2 separate regions of the Homo sapiens genome follow, and region 2 is linked to region 1. Evidence: chromatin loops called from intact Hi-C (ENCODE). Cell type or tissue: mammary epithelial cell. All regions are shown on one strand. Links, peaks and the distances in the headings refer to the core of each region. The heading gives the core; the rest is flanking DNA.

Region 1 (8,348 bases), core at 15-8,014:
CTCTGTTCCACTTTCCATACTGTCATTTCCCTTCTAAGTTAGCTTTGGTAGCTCTGTTGGTCAGCAGTGGCCACAAGGCTGCTTTCTGCACTCTCTGTGGCCACAGGAACAAAGATGCGAGTTGAAGATCCCTTTGTGCCGGTAGAATAAGGAAGGAAGGGAGGCAGGGAGGCAAAGCATGTCAGAAACGGACCTTGGTTTCCTGTTCACCTCTTTCCACCATGATTGCCTCCCCTTGCAGCTTTCCCTACTCCTGCCCCAACTGCAGTAGGAAATGGAATCCCATTAGTTACCCATTGTCCTGTCTTCACATTTGTTTGTCATCCATGTGTGACCATGATCTGTTGATATCTTTGAATCTCTTCCCTCCAAACCCCAAGTAAGTTGTCCTTCAACTGTTCTCAGTTTTTCTTCCCAAACATATTGCTAGATTCTGGACATTAACCCTGACGTTTCCTAAATACTGGCCTGGCCTGTGCCGCCCCTGCCCCCACTACTCACAAGTTTCTGAGCCCTTTGTCAGTTTTGTACATTCCCAAGCATGCCAGCTTCTGTGCCCATGGACCTTGCTGCATCCTGCACAGCAGGGTTCAGTTTCATGTATCTTTGTCTTTTCCTCTAGAACCTGCCTTTTTCAAATATCCCTGCCTTTTCCCACCTGGAAACATATACTGTATGCGAAAGAGTTGATATATGCAAAGTAATTCAAACCTGGCCATGTACTTTGGAAAAGAAAGCATAGAGATGAATTGTGGTGTTCTCACACCTTAACGAAAATCTCGTGCGATCTGATTCCAGAAGATTCTTGTGAGAAATGTTTTGAATGTGTGACAATTTCGCAGGGCAATTTCCTCCTGTGACGGTTGCTGTTACCTGGTATTTCCACTCTCACAGTAGAATAGAAATGTTTGTGAAATAAAACTGATTTTAACTGGAAGGAGAAACAGGTTAATGGACTTTGTGTTTAAGAGTGTCAAACAGTCTGAGAGAATAAATGGGGGTCTTGTCTTACATTAGGGTGAGAGTTTGATTATTTAGGATGATCCCAGTGATTTCATGTGTGCTCTCTGACCTCTGAGTATCATAGTATCATTAAAGTAAAGATTTAAGTCTGTATAAAGGAGGAGAGTTACTGATTGGCAAAAAAGATTGGCACAAAGCATGAAGAAACCCCATTTTTCCCAGGGTAATCATGAAAGAAGGCTCAGAGAAAGAGGGAAACAAAAGCCTGTTCAGCAGAGGCCCCTTTAGTATTATGGACTGGGCAAAGCCCACTATAAACTATAGGAGAAAGAAGTTCTGATAAACCTCTTAGTATGCTCAGCCTCCTTCTTTGCTATGTCCCTAAGCCAACAGGGTATAACACAGGCCCTGGTGATAATGAGGGTGTCCTAAAGATCCTGATGTCCATGACTTCATGTAGTTCAGGCACAGAAAGAATAGCAAAGCTGCTGTCAGAAGTTTGTCAGGCAGAGATGTTTATGGTTGAGGATACCCCATATGAATCTGGGAAATGGGCTAGGCCTGAGGCAGTCACCTATTTGTAGAACTCAATTGATCCCCAACCTGCCAGGCTTCCTATCTCATAGGAAACATCCTCATTGATCCTCTTCAGTTGGAGTCTCCCAAATTTAATGTGGAAGACAAAGTGTTGGAAAATCAAAAGAGGCTCACTCAAACCAGCACAGGGAGTCCTCAGAGTTGCAGTTCAATTCATTTTAATTAGAAAAGTATGAAAGAGGTATAACACTCTTATTCTAGCACAGTGCCTTGCCTAGAGTAGTAGTATGAAAACTATTTGTTGAAGAAATAAATGAATGGAAAGACATAGGGAAGAATGGGCTGTAAATCCTAATTAAAAATAGAGGTCGACATGAGATACCTGGCATTTTGGGAAGTGACCAAAGATGGCCAGCTAGAGATTCAGCATCTCCAGGATCCTCATGTGCCTCTCCTCAAAGCTCCCTCCCATCTGTAGGAGATTAGTGAGGCAAGGTGCTGCTCAGAGAGGAGGACCTCATTGTTCTTAGGACCTTGGCCAGTTGTTCTCAAAGTGTGGTACCTGGATCAGCAGTATCACTATCACTTGGGCTAGTTAGAGATCCAGATTCTGGATCCATACCCCATACCTACTGAATTAGAAACTCTAGGGGATGAATAGTGGTGTTCTCTGTTGCTAAGTGACAGTGGGCCCAGCCACCTATTTTAACAAGCCCTCCCAGTGATTGTGATACATACTAAAGTTTGAGAACCATTGTACTAGGCCATTCCAGCTGAATCTCAAACAGAAGGCAGTAATGAGAGCCTACAAATGGGAGGGACCTAAGTGCCTACCTACTCGCTAATCGCAGGTGCAAACACACAAGGAGTTTGGTGGGCTTAAGGTCAGAGGAGTGTGTAGGGAGGGATGTATGTGGAAGGTAAGATTCAGGGCAAGCTAAAAATCCGATACTGCAACGTTTTCCAAAATCCCAGAAGGCAAACTGTGCATGTTCTACCCTGAACCACCCAAGCAACACTTTCTACCTTGCCTTATTTTTAATTGGATTCACTGTCCAAAATGCAGAGGTTTGCTTTGCTTTTTTTTCAGAAGTTCCAAACAGCAACTTTGAGAGCAGTGGGGTGCTTGGCAGCTGTTCTGTGTTTTCCAGGAATCCAACTGAGCATTGAAATCTCTCATTTGCCGACTTATTTTTATAGGAAGCCAATTAAAAAAAAAAAAAGTTTTCTTATAGTATTGGAACTACTTCTAATTTTAAAATGACTTTTTTGATGTATTTTTTGTTAAATACTATGTAGTGTAATGTATAATTGCTCTTGTTTATTGCTTTTACAATCATATTTATTAAACAGATAATGTCTCTAAAGTCTTTGCCTCAGGTATTTTTTTTTTTAATCCTAAACCCTTGGTGTTCATTCTAAATATAGAAGTGTTGCATGTATAGGATTTCATAAAGGCTAATTGCATAAGAAAGAGTAAACACCACAGGCTTGAGGTTTTTGGCTGTTTTTTACTAACAAGGCAGAATGTATGTACTACCTGAATTCTACCTGCATTTCAATTAACTATACAATGTCTGTTTATTAAATTACTTTGATTTAAAAATTAGTCCAAACTGGTTATTTTGGAACGTACATGAGTACGTGTTCGTTATTATTAGTTCAGAATTCGAAATTATTGATGGGGAACAAACCCATTCAAATTTGTTCATAACCTTGTGGTTACCAAAGGACCGAACCTGCATGGAATGAACTGAAACATGGGGAGTGGTAAAAAACAGCAGATGAGTAAAAACAGCTGTGGACCTGGAATCAGGAAAGAGGAGTTCGCCTCTGGCTATGCCAGCTGTGTGACCTTGAGCAAATCATTTTAACATATAAGAGCTTTAGTGCTCTTGTTCATATAATTTGAAAGAAGATCCCTTCCAGCTCTGCCTTTCCAAATACTATGGGTGAGTCATTCCCCAAGAGTCCCAAATATTTGATTTAAAGTTAGCAGAAAATAACGTGGTAGACTGGATCCATCTTTTCAGCCCTGTGGCTTGCCTACGTAAGTGGCATTTCTCCCTGGGCATCATTTGGTGCTGATATTTGGCTGAAACATTTGTACAGGCATAAAACCCTCCCTAGCCTTCCCGAAGGCCTCCGAGACACAGAGTGGTGTTGCTTCAGCTCAATCTCAGCATGTGTGAAACTTCCTGTTACTTTAGGTGGCCCTTAACCTTTCCATTCCCACAGACTAAATTCCTGAATCTTTATTCCTTTCCAGGCCAGAGCCCATGCACCTCCTTCCTATCAGGAGCAATGTATCACCTGTGTCAGGCAAACAAACAGACAGCATCCCTATACACGTCAAACAGAGGGGAGTTAATACAGAAAATGTGTTGCTGGGTTAATGGAAGCACAAAAATACCAAATAGGAGCAGGTGAGGCAACTCTAAGATCAGCCTCAGTTGGAAGCCTCTCACTTCCCTGTGCTGGAGAGATCTGGGTATTACCAGAGCCCTGGAGTCAGGACCACCAGGTTGAAACTGAAGTCATGGAGGACTTGTCTGGCAGGAGCTGGAGCCATGGAGGAGACGTGACTGCTACCTGTCCTGTGATGCTGCCCAAGCAGAGGGGTAGGGAGAAGTAGCTCGCTTTTTCCCTTGCTCTGGTCTTCTCTGCTGTTGCCGATCCTTTTAACTGCACAAACCCAGCCACAAGCCAGTGGGCCGTGGAGCCTGGGAAATGTTGTTTTCTGGAATACAAAGTGAACCGCGAGGGAGTGGGAAATGGATTTGAGAGAACACAGGCAGGTGACTGGCACAGCACCCCTTTCATGGCCAGCCCATATCATAACCAATATATCTCCCCCAACCCAAATGCACCAGGTACTGTAGCTCACACCTGTAATCCCAGAGCTACGGGAGGCCAAGGTGAGGGGTTGGTTGGGGGAGATTGCTTGAGCCCAGGAGTTCCAGCCTGCAGTGAGCGATGATCATGCCACTGCACTCCAGCCTGGACAGCAGAGCAGGACCTTGTGTCTAAAAAATAATAATATGTAATCCCAGCACTTTGGGAGGCTGAGGCAGGTAGATCACATGAGGCTAGGAGTTTGAGACCAGACTGGCCAACATGGTGAAACCCTGTCTCTACTAAAAATACAAAAATTAGCTGGGTGTGGTGGTGCATGCCTGTAATCCCAGCTACTCTGGAAGCTGAGGCACAAGAATCACTTGAACCCGAGAGGCAGAGGTTGCAGTGAGCTGGGATTGCGCCACTGCACGCCAGCCTGGGCGACAGAGTGAGACTGTCTCAAAACAATAAATAATACGTAGTAGGTGCTCCTTTCTCTGTGACTATGTTCACGTATTTTTCTTTAAACATCACATATTTAGAACTTGGCTGTATGTTTATTTGTGGCACTTACGCCTTGCTCACCAAATTCTACACTCGTTTACAGAAGGATCTTTATTTTATTCATTTTATTATTTCAGCATTTAGGACTGGGCATTGCCATTAGGGGGCACTAGATAAATGTTTGCTGGAACTCAGCCCTTGATTTTCAGCTTAGTGTTGTGAGCAAGTCCATTTTATTCAGTGATGATCTCTGAGGTGGCTTCACAGTCCGATTCCTCTACCCCAGCTAGCACCTCTAATTACATGTTCAGTTGGTGTTTGTCAAGAATCAACATATCCCTGCCCATCTCTGTTACCACTCAAGCTGCTGTATTCCCAGAGCTATTCTTAGACATTAAGTGAAATAATTGCAGTTTAAGAAGAAGAAAAAAAAATGGCTAGAAACTAGCATAAAAAACAAAGGTCTAAGTTTGATTTCTGGATTACTATTAAAATGTGTTTTCCTATTCCCCAAGGAGTTAACAATACTGTGAAAATGCATGTTAGTCAGAGGCTTGTATAGTAGGGAAGTCCAAAATAATTCCAGATGGACAAATACAAGGAAATGGCTGTTATAAAGTTTTTGTGCTAAACACATGGAAAGAGACCCGTGTTTTACAGCATAGAGATATTTATTGATCAGTGTGTGGTGGACACTGTTTTAGGCAGTGAGAATCTTCTGTGAACAAGGCAGAAAACATGTCTGGCTTTATGAAGTAATACCTGAGTAGGAACAATGAACAAATAATATAATTTAATGTAACATATGCAATGCCATCAAACATATAAGATAATTTCAATATATCAAAATGTAAAAATAACATGATAGGTGACGGGGCGGCCAGAGTGACTAGGGGTGGGGGCGGGAGATGGGGAGAGTTGGTCCTCGGAAACAAAAATGTCTAGATGCTGAACAAAAACCTCTTCAGGATCTGAAGGCTAAAAAGGAGACAGCCATTTAGACACCTGCATGGTCCCAGTATGTTCAAAAGCCACCTTAGAACAACTGTGCCCAGAAAACAAACAATTTTGAACCTAAACAACAGTTAGAAATGTTTCTGAGTTTAAGGGAAAATAGCTCTTCCATTGCACATAAGCAGGGTCTTTCCCAGAGATCATCTGTACACTCAGTTGCACTATTATGTAACATGTGTTTCCAAAATCATCCCTCTATGCCAAATGGTATAATAAAGCCCATAAAGCTTAGGAAAAAAGATGGGGCTGGGGCACAACACACAAAAACTTTGTCATATCTCAGTGTAATGTGTCTCCGGGCACATTTTTAAAAAGGTACAAACCGAATAAAAATGGTAGCATAGTTTTACACACACTGAATAGTTAAATACACAAAACACTTACCTTGAAAAAGACTTGAAGTTTGCTTATGAGAGTGGGCGTTGGAATGCCTACAGCATGTGAGTTATTGTGAAGTGGTAGAAGGGAAGTTACCTGAAATCAGACAGAAATTTGCAATACCAAATACAGATAATGTGGCTGTAACACACAAGGCAAGTGGACGCAGCCGGCAGATGTTTGAGGGGTGTGTGTGTGTGTTCTGTGTACTTTTACACAGCTGATTTCAGCTGGATGCAGTTTTCTGCATTCATCTAGTTTTTCTCATTGACAAAATCATGCATAAGCAAATACAGCATTTGAATTATCCTCAAATTCTTCCTTAATATATCAATTACATTAGAACAAATTTATGTTTTCAAAACTGCTTGATAGCAGAACTGACTATAATTTAGGTGGCAGTTTAAAAGTACTGGTAGAGGGAAGAAACCCTACTTGACAGCAGAGGAAAAAGATAAGGAAATAGTGCTAATCCTCATTAAAATTGTCACCTCAGCCTGAGACCTTTCAGTGTAGGGACCAGCAGCCCTATTCACTTACACAGACCTTAGAACATCATCCAATTTCCACCTACCCCAGCAACAAATATTTAGAAACAGGCTTTGACCCAAACAATGTTAAGTTGTGGTTAGAACCCCTTGTTAAAGAAAAACATGGCTGGCCGGGCACAGTGAATGACACCTGTAATCCTAGAACTTTGGGAGGTCGAGGAGTTTGAGACCAGCCTGGGCAACATGGGGAAACCCCTTCTCTAATAAAAATACAAAAATTAGCTGGGTGTGGTGATGCACACCTGTAATCCCAGCTATTCAGGAGGCTGAGGCATGAGAATCGTTTGAGCCTGGCGGGTGGAGGTTGCAGTGACCCAAGATTGCACCACTGCCCTCCAGCCTGGGCAACAGAGCAAGACTGTCTCCAAAAACAAACCAACAAAAAAACATGGTGTGAAAAAGACATTTATGAAGTATTTGAAGGAAAGTAAAACAGCTGAAGATTTGAAATGTTTAAAAATAAATTCAAGGCCGCTAGATAATCATAAAACACTTTATAAACAATACTAAGTAAAATATTTCAATATATGCATTTCTATTTTCATAACATCTTTCTCTTTATGTGAATATTAATAACAGCTTGTAGATGCAGAAAAAGGATTCAGTAAGCACTATGTATAAACTAGTTAACAAACAATCAATATATATGCATATAATAAAATATAATTTCGTTAAAACTCTTTTCTAAAGAAGGACATGAGAAATGTTTCACATGATGTTAAGAGAAAGCAGAATTTAAGACTTTCATAGTATAATTTGTACAGAAAATAAGGACAGAACGAGATGAAAAATACTAACACAGGTTATTTCTAACTTGTAAAACTATGGGTGTTTTAATTCCCTTGATCTTTGTTTATATATCTTCTAAGATATTCTAATATTTGCTAATTAAGTTAGTTATGTAATTATTGTAAATAATATATAAAAGTTATAGGAAAATTCATAATTGTTGACAGCATATACTTAAATTCCTTTAATAAGTTAAAAACAACTTCTCTAGATAAGACAATTTTTTACCTTATGTGTATCAATTTAAATTCATATTGAGATACAAATATTATTTTGCAATTATGGCACCTGCAGTTTAACTCATGAAATTTCAAATGTTTACAATTTTTAAACAGTTTAACTTTGTGATCCATGTGTATATATGTAATATACATGTACACACAGACATATATATACAGATATATATACATGCATGTAATAACATTTTACAGTATAAGTGTAAGGTAAATATGTGTACATATATATTTATACATTATTTTATTTTATTTTATTGATTTATTTTTGAGACGGAGTTTCACTCTTGTTGCCCAGGCTGGAGTGCAATGGGGCGATCTCGGCTCACTGCAACCTCCGCCTCCCGGGTTCAAGTGATTCTCCTGCCTCAGCTTCCCGAGTAGCTGGGATTATAGGCATGCACCACCACGCCTGGCTAATTTTGTATTTTTAGTAGAGACGGGGTTTCTCTATGTTAGTCAGGCTGGTCTTGAACTCCCGACCTCAGGTGATCCACCTGCCTCAGCCTCCCAAAGTGCTAGGATTACAGGCATAAGCCAC
Region 2 (8,348 bases), core at 195-8,194, 380 kb after region 1:
ATTATACCCCTTCAAAGGTAAGAAACAATATTATAAATATTTCCTAATTCAAGTGATGTTATACCTAGAATTATAAATTATCTAGATGTGAATCAAAGTAATAAATCATAGCAAAATATGAGTTTAAGCTAAAGCTGTACTCAGAGAAACACTTGTACCTCTAAATATTTTTAAATTTAAAAAATAAACTTGTGAATAAATTATTTATTTCAAGAACCTAGTAAAGTAAAAATAAAAATGAACCAAAATATTGAGAGGAATGTTTTAATAAAGATAAAAATAGAAATCAATGAAATAAGAAAGTGGAGAAATTACATCTAATCCAATAAATAGCTACTTTTCAAAACATTGGTTGGTTTGATTAAAGAAAAGAAATAAATACATCCAAAATTAAGAATGAAAAGTATTAACCTGATTTCTGTAAAAATTATAGAAAGTTAAAAAATACCATTGTGTAGAACTCTTTGAAAACATATTGAAACTATGAAAAATAGATAATTTTGTAACAAAATATAAATAATACTTTGAGAAAGTTATAAAGCCTGAACAGAAAAATGATCAAAGGAAAGTTTTCGAAATTTGTTAAATAAATGTAACTGAATTTTATTTATTTATTTTGAGACAGACTCTCACTCTGTTACCCAGGCTGGAGTGCAATGGCGGGATCTTGACTCAATGCAACCTCTGCCTCCTGGGTTCAGGCAATTCTCATGCCTCATTAAATACAAAAATTAGCCCGCCGTGGTGGCGGGTGCCTGTAATCCCAGCTACTGGGGAGGCTGAGGCAGGAGAATTGCTTGAACTTGGGAGCTGGAGGTTGCAGTGAGCCGAGATCACGCAATTGCACTCCAACCTGGGTGACAAGAGCGAAATTCCGTCTCAAAAAAAAAAGTGCAAACCTCAGATGAGTTTGTTAGTTCCTCAGGAGTTACATAAAAATTTAGTTAAAACTGATTAATAATTCTTATAGGTCCATACCAAAGAAAAGTCCAATTAATTTTGTGGGTTAGCATAAATTTTCTTAACCAAACCTAAAATAGATGATAGTACAAACACCACAGACAAAACTCATTTATAAATATAGGTGTGAAAATCCAAGATAAAATATCAATAAATCATATGTCAGAATAAGATACTTCTCAGCAAGTTGGGGTTATTCTAGGAGTGCCAAAAATATTCAGTGTTAATCTATCAAAATGTGAACACTGTCTTTAAAGTAAAAAGTAACATCCACAAAATATTAAATGAGACATATATTAATGTAAAAGAACAAAAATGCAATCTAAGTAAAATTCAATGAAAGTAAAATACAAATAGTACGAAACTACCTATATATGATCCTATTTATCAACCCCAAACTGATAGCAAGCATCATCTTAAAAAGCTAAATGTTGAAGTCATTTTCACTGAAATCTGGATCCAAACAGGTATGATCGATATCGCCACTATTAATCAGTACTTTAACAAATGTTTATCCAATTAATAGAATTCAAAATATTTCATAACATGAAAAAAATACAATTAACTTTGAAGAATTGATTACATGCTTGTATTTTAGAAAAATCCAAGTGAATCCAATATACAGGAATTAATAAGTTAATTAGATGTTTGATTATAAATCTAGAAATTCCAAAAGTTTTCTTTATTCAAAAGTAATGTCAAGAATGAAAATGAAAAAGAGTATTTATAATAATGACCACAAAAATATAAAATACTTAAAAATAAATTTAATAAGATAGATAGATATACATATATATATAGGCACCTAATATAAAATCTAAAAAAGTTATAGAAGAGCATAAAATAAGATCTTGATAAGTAGAGTAACAGATCATTTTACTACATGATATCAATTAACATGAAAATGTTGTTTCCTACCAAATATATTAAGCATCAGATTATTTAATTATACTTTTAAAAATATACTTTGAATCATATCACCAGCTGACAGACATTTTTTGGAAAGAAAAGAAAATGTAGGCCCACATGTAATTTCATATAGAAGAATAAATATATGGAAATAATTAAGAAAAGGAACAAAAATGTGGTCAATAGTGATGAAGCATTTATATCTACCTCACATTAGAAAGTCCCTTTCATGTTAATGGTGTGTGATTAGAATAAGGATAGGGAAGTGGATAAGCAGAAGAAAACAGAAAGTTGAGGAAACATTTTTATTTAATAAAGTAATTTAATATAGGTAAAAGATGGCCATTAAATTTAGTGGAAAAGGGATCGATTATTTAATCTAGAATAACTAGATACTTTCCATTTATCCCGCTGTATTGCTGCTATAAGTCACATATGTAATTTCAAACTGGTAGCCACAATTAAAAAGTAAAAAGAGGCCGGGCATGGTGGCTCATGCCTGTAATCCCAGCCCTTTGGGAGGCCGAGGCCGGTGGATCATGACGTCAAGAGATCCAGAGGATCATGACGTCAAGAGATCCAGACCATCTGGCCATCATGGTGAAACCCCCTCTCTACTAAAAAAAAAATACAAAAATTAGCTGGGCGTGGTGGCGGGCACCTGTAGTCCCAGCTACTCGGGAGGCTGAGGCAGGGTAATCGCTTGAACCCAGGAGGAAGAGGCTGCAGTGAGCCAAGATCATGCCACTGCACTCTAGCCTGGCAACAGAGTGAGACTCCATCTAAAAAAAAAAAAAAAAAAGTAATATATTACCATTTCAGTGCAATGAATATAAACAATTATAAATGAGTATTGCATATTCATTTTCTTTGTTTTTCCTACTAATTCTTTGAAATCCAGTACTTATTTCATACATACAGAACATCTCCAGACTGGCCACATTTCAAATACTCAGTAGCTGCCTGTAACTAATGCCTGCCATATTGGATCCTGTCTCTAACCCTCACCATTCACTGAGACCAAAGGTGTGGACTACCTTGATCAGTCCCCTTGTTATCTGGTTTCTTATTGAATTCAGCCTAAGACAGACAACAAAGAGATGGACTTAGAGAGTAAAAGCAGAGTGATGTTGTGTATATATTCCTCCATGTACCTCTCTGTTGGACTGTGAGTTTGTTTCATTGCTCTCCTGGGGCAATAAATTCATTTAATGGCCTTCTCCTGCAAGGTCCTGATAACACATCTCTCCTCCTCTTACCTCTCCAAGTCTAATGAAGGAGAAGGATGCTTCACTGTTTCTTGGTTTCCCTCAACCTTGCCCTCTTCCTTATAAATTATCCTTTTATTAAGTTGTCTACTTTTACCCTGTTTGATATTTTTCATACCAGGATCCTGGTTGATGTAACTATTCCATTAGAAGAATATAAAAGTATACCTCATCTCATATCACATGCAACACACACACACACACACACACACACACACACTAGATGAGTTATAGCTTTAAATATAATATATAAAAGACAAAACTTTTGAAGAAAATATTTGTATAATTTTGTGGAGAGGGGCAAAAAGCCAAGAAGCCATAAAGTAATAAGTAAAACAAACAACTCCGATGGATTAGATGACATTGTAATTAAAATTTTTATATGGCTAAATTTGGGCTCATGCTTGTAATCCCAGCACTTTGGGAGGCTGAGGCGGGCGGATCACGAGGTCAGGAGATCGAGACCATCCTTGCTAACATGGTGAAACCCTGTCTCTACTAAAAATACAAAAAAAAAAAAAAAAAAAATTAGCCGGGTGTGGTGGCGGGCCCCTGTAGTCCCAGCTACTCGGGAGGCTGAGGCAGGAGAATGGCGTGAACTCGGGAAGAGGCGAGATTGCGCCACTGCACTCCAGCCTGGGCGACAGAGCGAGACTCTGTCTCAAAAAAAAAAAAAAATTATCAAAAATAGTCAAAAGGAAAAAAAAGACAGAAGAAAATATTGACATCACAAAAAATGGGCAAAATGTTAATTTCTTTAATATAAAAAGATCTATAAATTGTTTTTAAAAAACAACAGAAGGAAAATGGACAATAAATTTGAGTAGGAAATTCACAAGAAATTAAATGCAAACATCAAACAACCCCATGAAAAGACATCCAACTTCACTAGTAGATAGATAATTGCAAATTAAAACAATAATATACCATTTTTTTAAATTCACAAAATGGAAAGGATTATTTTCAGTTGGTGCTAAAAAAAAAAAAAACCTTAGGAATAGCTGCATTCTCATAGACTACTGATGTGAGTGTAAATTTAAACAACCATTTACTGTCCTTCTTGGATAGTAAACCCCGTGATTACTCGCCATAATGAAGTAAACGTATAAGTTAATCTTATCAAAAAAGGAAAATAATAAAGGAAAAACACATGCATTTATATGTATATAGAAAACTATTATGAATGGATAGGTAGAATATTAAACAATTATATCAACAAGTTGGAACTGAAGAGGGAGAAGTCACAGTATTACAGTTATGTAGAGAAAAATACATAATTGTTCATTACAAAGAGCAAATACTTTGAAATAAGAATAAAGAACAACAAAGGAAAACTATACAAAACATTATTTAATCTTTAAAAAATATAACAACAATGTTCTGTTAACATCCTAAAGTTAGATTCTGGCTTCAATCTGGGTACCTGAATGTTGCAAAAAGAGAAGGTTTCCACTCATACAAAACCAGATTCCTATAAGACTGACCTACTATCAGACCTTCTGTGCCTAGAGATCAGTTACCAATTTAGCTCCTTATGATCATTGTGTATTTATGAATTCATTAACTAATATTAATATAATTATTTGAAAAACGTATTTGACAGTTTTGGCAATAGATCTGTCCAAGTTTAATTCAGGAAAAAAAGTCTGCATTGGGAAGTGTGAGTTTCTATATCAACATTTTTTTCTATATTAGGGGTACATAGTCAGTTTTATACATCTTAACCTAAAATGGTTTTGTAGCACCTGAGGAAGTTGAATGAAATCTATGTCATGTGTTATTAGAATTTTAATATTTAGTAATCCCTATTCTTGTTCTTAGCTATTCTTTAGTAAAGATTTTACTATTTTATTGTAAATGATAATTTCTTTGTTAATTTGTTTTCTCTGCAGATATATGTACTTAATCTGATTTTATAGTATTATTGGTATAGAGAGTTTATGAGGGCAAGAAAGAAAACTACAAATTCCTGCTATTCTAAAATAAATGTCTGTTGGAAAATGGCCAACAGGTACATGAAAAAGTGCTCAACAGCATTAGTCGTCAGGAAAATACAAATCAAGACCATAATGAGATCTCTCTCACTTCTTAGGATGGCTATATCAAAAGGACAAGAGAAAAGTGTTAGGAGGATTTGAAGAAAAGGGGATCTGTGTACATTGTTTGTGGAAATAACAATTAATACAGCAATTATGGAAAACAGTATGTTTGTTCCTCAAAAAAAAATTAAAAATAGAACTATTGCATGATTCAGCAATCCTACTTCTGGGTATATTTTCAAAGAAAGTGAGATCACTATTCGGAAAAGTTATCCTTATCCCTATGTTTATTGCAGCATTATCCACAATAGCCAAGATATGAAAATAACTTAAGTAGTTGTTCATTGTTAAATAGATTTTTAAAATGTGATAGCCATACACACTGGAATATTATTCATTTTTTAAAAATAAGGAAACCTGACATTTGTGACAACATGGAAGAGTCTGGAACACATCATGCTAAGTGAAATACCCCAGAGGCAGAAAGATAATTACTTAATAGTCTCACTTACATGTGGAATGTACTCTCAGAGACACAGAGAAAGAAAAATGTTACCAGGGATTGAGGACCATAAGAAATGGAAAGATGTTAGTCAAAAGTACAAGCTTTCAGCTTTAAGAGGAGTAAGTTCTGGAGACCTAAAGTACAACATGGTGACAATAGCAAATAGTAAAGTAGTGTATTCATGATATTTGTTAGGAAAGTAGATCTTAAATATACCTACCACAAAAAACAAAATGATAGCTATGTGAGGGGGCAGATATGTTAATTAGCTTGATGGTGGTAATCACAATGTTTATACATATCAAAATATCACATTGTACACAGTAAATAATACAATTTTTATTTGTCAATTATACCTTAGTAAAGCTTGGGGGGAAAAAAGAGATGCCTCCATTTGGAACTCAAGATGAAAAAAAATTAAAGTTCTTGAATATAACCAAAAGCAAATAAATAAATACAAACAATCAAAATGTGCTGCCAAACAAAACTTACCCTCTGTATTTGTTAGGGCTCTCTCTTGCTCTCTCTCTTGCTCTCTCTCTCTCTCTCTTCTCTCTCTCTCTTCTCTCTCTCTCCTTCTCTCTTTCTCCTTCTCTCTATGTATATAGATAGATACCTCCAATATCTATCTATCTATCTATCTGTCTCTATCTATCTATCTGTCTCTATCTATCTATCTATCTATCTATCTATCTATCTATCTATCTATTGAGAGATACTATGCTATTATGCAAACTGAGGAACTAGCAAAGACAGTGGAGTCATTCAGTCCAAGTCTGAAGGCCTGAGGACCAGAAAAGCCAATACTATAACTACCATTCTTATTCCAAAGTTATGAAAACAAGGGGTGAGTGGCAGTGGTGTAAGTCCCACAGGCCAAAGCCACAAGAATAAGAGTTCTGATATCTAAGGATGGGAGAAAATAGATGATCTAGCTCAAAAAGAGAGAGAGAGAGAGAGAAAGAGGAAGTGGAAGTCACCTTTTCTCTCTTTGTTTTATTTGGGCTCTCAATAGATTGGATGATGCCCACTCACACTGATGAGGCTGGACCTTCTCAGCCTACTGATTCAAATACTAGTATCTCCAGGAAATATCCTCACAGATACATCTAGAAACAATATTTTACCAGGTACAGCTATCTGGGCATTCCTTAGCCCAGGCAAGTTGATACATAATATTAACCACCACATGCTCTAAATCCAAAATCCTAATATAACAAGTCTATAGTTGGCAATTCTGACGGACTGTTGTCTGGGAGACTACCAAACTTAACATAAATTTATTTTGCTAGGAATCTATGAAAAATCTTTGTAGGTAACAATATGTCTTTTTAGTCCTGCAATTTTCACTTCCTGGCAAGTCCTACCCAATTCTAACCATACCAAATATTTTTTCTACCCAGTCCTTGTTTAAATTCCACATTTTCCCTAATGATTTTCTTAATTACAGTGATTGGAAAATAAATTTATTTTCTCTTATCTAATACTGCCATATAATTTTGTTAAGTGTCATGAGTTTTAGGATTCTTAATACATTATAAACTTCCAGTTAGTCGAAATTTGCACAGGACATCTTTTTTCATAAGAAAAATATTGAATATCAAAAGATCTTTTATCCTTTTTACACCATGTTAAAGTAATTCCTTAAAAGATTTCAATATGGATGTTTTGGAGAATTGCAGGTACAGCCCAAGTTTCATAACAGAAACTAGTTCATGAGTTAGAGGGAAAACAAAAGGCAGTCCACTGGTTCTATATCTATTTTATAATACTTTAGAGACCAGAGAATATTGGAATCAGGAGATTTATAAAACACTAGCCCTCCAGGTTTCCAGTGTTTGGTTTTCCAGATGGTACATTGCATATTGTGGTTATTCATACAATACAGAGAAGATTAATCCAAAGAGCAAAACATGTAAGTGTCTTTTTAAATCATTACTTTAATACTCTACTCTCCTTTCTCCACCTCCAAAGATTTGGATAAAATATTTTTCCACATTGGCAGTATTTTTCTTTGGAATGCAAATTCCTAGTGTGGACCAATCCTATAATTATTCAGGCCAGACATCTCTAAAATGGTAAACATAAGCTGAAGGTTTACCTGTAAATTTGTGGTATGTATTCAAACTCACTGATGATTTTAGATAAATATAAGTAGAGAACCTAAATGAAAATATTTACTTACCTTAGGGAAATAAAGCTTGGAAAGCTGGTATCAACTTTCCTTCTGTCATATAAACCTTGCTTATCCCTACTTCTGACCATTTACTCATGCACTTCCATGCAAAACTTTCCTCTTCTCAGCTCCTTTTTATGAGTTTATATTTAGTGGTTACTTTAAGTTCTGTCTCAAAACTAGTTTCCTCCAAGTTACTGTTCAAGATTTTCCTACTCTGAAAATTTCTTTACCTAGATTTCTGTTTAGTACATATCTAACCATTGTCGTATAATTTTCTTATCATGTATATGTTCTAACTTGCTAATATGTTATTTTGCCATTATTCTTGAATGGGATTGTCTTTTTTACTTGGAATATAAGCTTCTTAATATCAGAAACTTTGTTTCAAGCTTGTCTAACCTGCAGCTGAAGGGCCACGTGTAGCCCAGCATGGCTTTTAATGCAGCCCAACACAACTTTGTGAACTTTCTTAAAACATCATGATTTTT

The links. A loop is a pair of places that touch in the nucleus more often than their neighbours do. Peaks named below come from ENCODE experiments on the same cell type or tissue, not always from the same donor. Only the 100,000 strongest peaks of a DNase experiment are listed, where the experiment ranks them.
Region 2: it touches region 1 in a loop (6-fold over the local background); 2 of 110 quality-filtered maps call a loop at or near these places.

Annotation. Positions count from the first base shown.
Region 1 is chr10:106,568,424-106,576,771 of GRCh38, reverse strand. SORCS1 (sortilin related VPS10 domain containing receptor 1) reads left to right here. Exons shown (of 26, transcript NM_052918.5): 26 at 1-3,109. It overlaps LOC105378472 (a long non-coding RNA gene), which reads right to left. Exons shown (of 3, transcript XR_946298.3): 2 at 6,241-6,330; 3 at 5,540-5,604. Among named protein-coding and RNA genes, the nearest start is that of LINC02624, 430 kb to the right of the region's middle. In mammary epithelial cell, for the core only: a CTCF peak has its summit at 5,005 (motif pointing right); a DNase peak (open chromatin) is centred at 5,041; H3K27ac peaks cover 450 bases.
Region 2 is chr10:106,193,211-106,201,558 of GRCh38, reverse strand. No RefSeq gene overlaps it. Among named protein-coding and RNA genes, the nearest start is that of LINC02624, 57 kb to the right of the region's middle. In mammary epithelial cell, for the core only: no CTCF peak of the experiment used is centred there; no DNase peak of the experiment used is centred there.